2 separate regions of the Homo sapiens genome follow, and region 2 is linked to region 1. A link is an interaction called in ENCODE POLR2A ChIA-PET data of the cell type or tissue named here. Cell type or tissue: OCI-LY7. All regions are shown on one strand.

Region 1 (2,500 bases):
TTGTTTTGTTTTGTTTTTGAGACGGAGTCTCACTCTGTCGCCCAGGCTGGAGTGCAGTGGCGCGATCTTGGCTCACTGCAAGCTCCGTCTCCCGGGTTCACACCATTCTCCTGCCTCAGCCTCCCGACTAGCTGGGACTACAGGCACGTGCCACCACGCCCGGCTAATTTTTTGTATTTTTTAGTAGAGACGGGGTTTCACCATGTTAGCCAGGATGGTCTCGATCTCCTGACCTCGTGATCCGCCCACCTCGGCCTCCCAAAGTGCTGGGATTACAGGCGTGAGCCACCGCGCCCGGCCAGGGGCCTGCCCATTTTAAAGCCTGGCATGGCCCTGAAAAACTGGTTGAGGAGAAAGTCTTATTTATGTTGACGATCTTGTAGAATTTATAGCAGGGGAAGAAATCGGTGTGAAGTCACAATTCGGGCTTCTGGGTGCTGTTGTCAATGGACTGACAGATGTTTATGTGGCCCTTCCAATCCGCGCAGGCTGAGCGCCTCCTCATTCCGGCAGATTATACCTACAATGCACTGTCTTGTTACGATCTTGCAAACCTGGCAACGATGCCCTTTTCTGCACCTTGTTGGAGAGAAAAGTGGGCCCAGGGTACTAGTAGACAGAGAGCTCTTCAGCATCCTTGAAGGGAGAGAGGGATGTGTCTTCTGCCAACATCAGCCAGGGGCCCCAGACTGGCTCCTCCAAGGACTGGCGCTGCCATTTGCATCTCTCTGGCACCTCTAGCACAAAGGATACTCAGTTAACCAGAGCACAGTAAATATTTGTGAAGTTGAATTATAAACCATTTGCCCGCAGTATGTGGAGATCTTAGGGTACAAATTTTCTACAGGTAGGTAAACCGCAAGTAACACAAATGGGTTACTCGTGACATGACTCTGAGAGCAGGCTCTGCTTTGCAGGCTTTTCTGAACAAGGTGGAGAAAAAGACAGCAAGAGAGAAAGGGATTGAAGAAGGGAAAGAGAAAGGGAGAAAAAGAGGGGAAGGGAAGAGACGAAGGGGGAGGGAAGGAGAGGAGAAAGGGTTGGGGAAGAAAAGAAAAGAATTGCCTGGGAAAGAGAAGGAGGAAGGATGGGAGAGGGAAAGGGAGAGAAAAGAAGAAAGGACGAAGGAAAGGAGAGAGGGAGGAAGGAAGGGAAGACAAGATGAAGAGGGAGGAAGGAGAGAGGGAAGAAGGAAGAGAAGAAAATAAAGGAGAGAGGAGAGGAAGGAGGAAAGGACTATCCCTCATTATTCTGTCTCACTTTCTTCTTCTTTTTTTTTTTTTTTGAGGTAGAATCTATCACTCAGGCTGGAGTGCAGTGGCGTGATCTTAGCTCACTGTAACCTCCGCCTTCTGGGTTCAAGCAATTCTCCTGCCTCAGTCTTCTGAGTAGCTTCAGTACAGGCATGCACCCCCATGCCCAGCTAATTTTTGTATTTTTAGTAGAGATTGGTGTCACCATGTTGGCCAGGCTGGTCTCCAATTCCTGGCCTCAAGTGATCCGCCTGCCTCAGCCTCCCAGAGTGCTGGGATTACAGGCGTGAGCCACCGCGCCAGGCCTTGTCTGACTTTCTGATGCCGCCTTTGCTCCTCCACCTAGTTTAGGCCCGAAAGACTCCTCTCCCTCCCTTACTGAGGACCAGGTCTGTGGGACCCTTGGGCCCTACCCTAAGCCGACTCCAGCTGCCCTCTGGATAGCCCTGGCCACCTCCCCGTCTCCAGGCACAGCCCAGAAATCAGTTCCGTGAGCCACTCATCCCTCTCAAATATTTCTCAACTGGTGGCCCCTGATCAACTCCTAAACTCTATCTGCATAACTAGGAAACCTTCAGCTCCTGGCCCTCCACCCACCCCAGTACCCCTCCTCACCCCACCAGGTGCCTTCACTGTGTTTTTTTCACTTTGCCCCTGCCAGCGCCTCTGCTGGCCCCATCCACCAGATCATCCAGGTCTTTCTATGGAGTCTTTCCAGGCCCCCTGCCTGCCTCTTGCTGCTCCTCAGTAAGGACATTAGCATTTCTTGAGCACACTTTGACATTCATGGCATGATAATTTATTGAAATATTCATTTGTGTGTGTTATCCTCCTACTTCCACTTCTCCACGCCCCCTCCATTTCAGGCAGGCTTTGTGCCACCTTGCCTGAGGGATTTGATGAAGGCTTCCTGGGAGAAAAATTTAAAACTGTGGAAGAGATAATGGCAGGGAGAGAAGGGGGTGTTGGGGGTGGATTTGTGAAGGAATAAGTGAGTGCCCTGCCCCCTTTTGCCTGGGAGGTGGATGCTCCATAGGTACTAGTACCTGGGATGGCTAAAACCTGGCACAGTGATCCCAGTGCCACCAGGGATTCCAGTGCCCTAAGCATGGCACAAAAGTCACAGAACTGCTGACCTGAGGGAGCTTCAAGGACAGAGCCAGGCAGATGCCTTGGAGGTGATTCGTGTGGCCAAGAGGGCCTGTCATGCTCGGTGCCAGGGCCAGATTAAGATGCTGAGAACCTCT
Region 2 (2,500 bases), 130 kb before region 1:
CATGGTGGCATATACCCGTAGTCCCAGCTACTGGGGAGGCTGAGGCATAAGAAGCGCTTGAACCCGGGAGGCAGAGGTTGCAGTGAGCGTAGATTCTACCACTGCACTCCACCCTGGGTGACAGAGTAAGACGCTGTGAAAAAAAAAAAAAAAGAAGAAAGAGAAAGAAAACAACTTTGTTAAAATAGAGTACTTTTTACACTTTCTTTCACATTGTATAGTATTCTTCCCACTAAAAATGATGACTCAACATAATGCCAGATCCAAATCAACTCTAAGTGTTAGAGATGCTACTGAAAATCAGGCAAGTTCTAAACAAAGAGTTGGAATTTCCCCAACAAAAACCAAACAATTATCTATCTGCAGCCACTGATGTGAATATTTTTACTCAAGGGATCTTTGGACGGGGTGCGGTGGCTCACGCCTGTAATCCCAGCACTTTGGGAGGCCGAGGAGGGCGGATCACTTGAGGTCGGGAGTTTGGGACCAGCCCGGTTAACATGGTGAAACCCCATCTCTACTAAAAATACAAAAATTAGCTGGGTGTGGTGGCAGGTGCCTGTAATCCCAGCTACTCAGAAGGCTGAGGCAGGAGACTTGCTTGAACCCAGGAGGCAGAGGTTGCAGTGAGCTGAGATCTCGCCACTACACTCCAGCCTGGGCGACAGAGTGAGACTCCATCCTCAAAAAAAAGAGAGAGATCTTTGAAAACTGAGAGCACAAGGCATTTGTTTAATTTCTGCATATTTTAGGAATATAGGATGCTTAAGTATAACTTAAGTTGCTGCCATCAAGAAGTGCTGAAGGGGTAAGGGAGATAAAAGCAGGTGTCAGAATCGATCTGAAAATGAATAGGGGAGGCCCCAGACAGGGGCAGAGGGTGCACACGTGAGCTTTGGGGGAGGCTAGGCTGTGTGTCAAGTGTGGTTGTTGAAATATGGTCAGAGGGAAAAGGCCATTGGAGCTGCATCTGATGAAACACGCCCACGGTCCCCCAATCTCCCTCACTCCCTGCTTCCCTTCTTGTGAATCCAAGATGCAAAGCTGAGCCCCATTCCATAGACCCTCCAAAGATATGGAATGGGATCAGAATGATCCCAAGGAGGGGAAAAAGAATCAAAGCCACTGTAGTGGTTTCTCCCCAGGGAAATCCAGGGAAACACTCACAATTTTAAGGAGGGTTTCATCTTAAAGTAAAGATAAAAAAGTGTTATGACAAAATGGAGAGACAAGGTCCCATCTTTATCCAGAAAGTAAGAAAACCATGTACAAGATTTCTGTTGCCTTGATAAGCAGGAAGGCATGGCCCCAGTATACAACACATATGTATGTGGCCGCACTTAGATATTAAAATTCCCTCCAAGTTGGCCAGGCAGGTCTATTTGTGCAGGCAAATTAAAAAGCTGTAAGACAATAAGGTGTCTGCAAATGGTTACAGCTACAAGAGGATATGAAGCTATTTGCATGTCTGTCTCTAGGGGAAGCAGCCAGATGTGTTAGAAACAGTTCCAGTTCAGAGCTTGCGGCCACCTGTGAGCTGGGTGACTTGGGGAGAAGGAAAACAGGTACAAGCAGAAGACATTTGGAGTTCCGGCTCTATACAATGCTGAATGCCAGGCAGGCACTTCAGTGGAAGTCATTTTATATAACCCTCCCTTCCTCACTACCATCCCGAGATGTATTATTTCTATCATACAGATGAGGAAACAAGTGCAGAGAGGTTCTTGCCAACGGTACACAGTTAATAAATGACAGATCCTCTAGGATGATACAGCAGGGAAATGTTTATTATCTCTGAGTGTTCCCAACAGTGATTGGCCCCATGAGAAGGGCGTGCAGAGGGGACGTGAAATGCACAGAAAGAACTTAAACTCCAGTTGCATCCCTTAGTAAAGATAATAACATGAAAACAGGGGCCTGGGGTTTAAGTAACTCAGTAAAGGTGATGGGGCAGGGGCAACATATCTGTCTGACACATCTGGTCAAAATGCTGACATCAAAGTCTTCAAGCACAAACACACGCACACACACATGACTACCCCAACGCTGATTTCATTGCTCAGGAGCAGAGCACTGTAGCCAAGGGTAGGCTCTAAGGGTGTTAGAATTCCTGCCTCAAATCCTGGCCCCTCCACTGGCCAGCAGAGTGATCTTCTGCAAGCTTCTTAACCCCCTGCATCTCAGTTTGCTCACCAATAAGATGGAAATAATGAGAGAACCTGCCTGATAAAGTTATTAAGAGGAGGACATGAGCGGAAAGCACTGAGTGCATTGGCTGCCACAACTCTCAGGCGCACATTTCCATATTTCAATTTCTCGCAAATAAGGATGCATCCTACAACCATAGTCTTCTTAGACTGGATGAAATAAGGATAGAATGATGATGCTGACGATAATGACGTAGTGCATCCCTTACTTCCTTTCCACCTCCCTCCGTCCCATCCCCATCCCCATCTCAAAGCCCAAACTCCTGGATGGAGTGTTTGTTCTCAACTTCTCT

The links. ChIA-PET counts read pairs that join two places held together with the same protein. Peaks named below come from ENCODE experiments on the same cell type or tissue, not always from the same donor. Only the 100,000 strongest peaks of a DNase experiment are listed, where the experiment ranks them.
Region 2: POLR2A ChIA-PET joins it to region 1 with 8 read pairs; 8 of 35 experiments call an interaction of 5 or more read pairs at or near these places.

What each region holds. Positions count from the first base shown.
Region 1 is chr12:104,451,919-104,454,418 of GRCh38, reverse strand. No RefSeq gene overlaps it. Among named protein-coding and RNA genes, the nearest start is that of CHST11, 3.8 kb to the left of the region's middle. RefSeq lists an enhancer at 1,582-2,084. In OCI-LY7, no CTCF peak of the experiment used is centred here; no DNase peak of the experiment used is centred here.
Region 2 is chr12:104,581,915-104,584,414 of GRCh38, reverse strand. The region is part of intron 1 of CHST11 (carbohydrate sulfotransferase 11); the gene reads right to left. Among named protein-coding and RNA genes, the nearest start is that of MIR3922, 8.5 kb to the left of the region's middle. RefSeq lists enhancers at 577-646, 1,473-1,522. In OCI-LY7, no CTCF peak of the experiment used is centred here; DNase peaks (open chromatin) are centred at 894, 1,464 and 1,984; H3K4me3 peaks cover 2,115 bases; H3K27ac peaks cover 2,500 bases.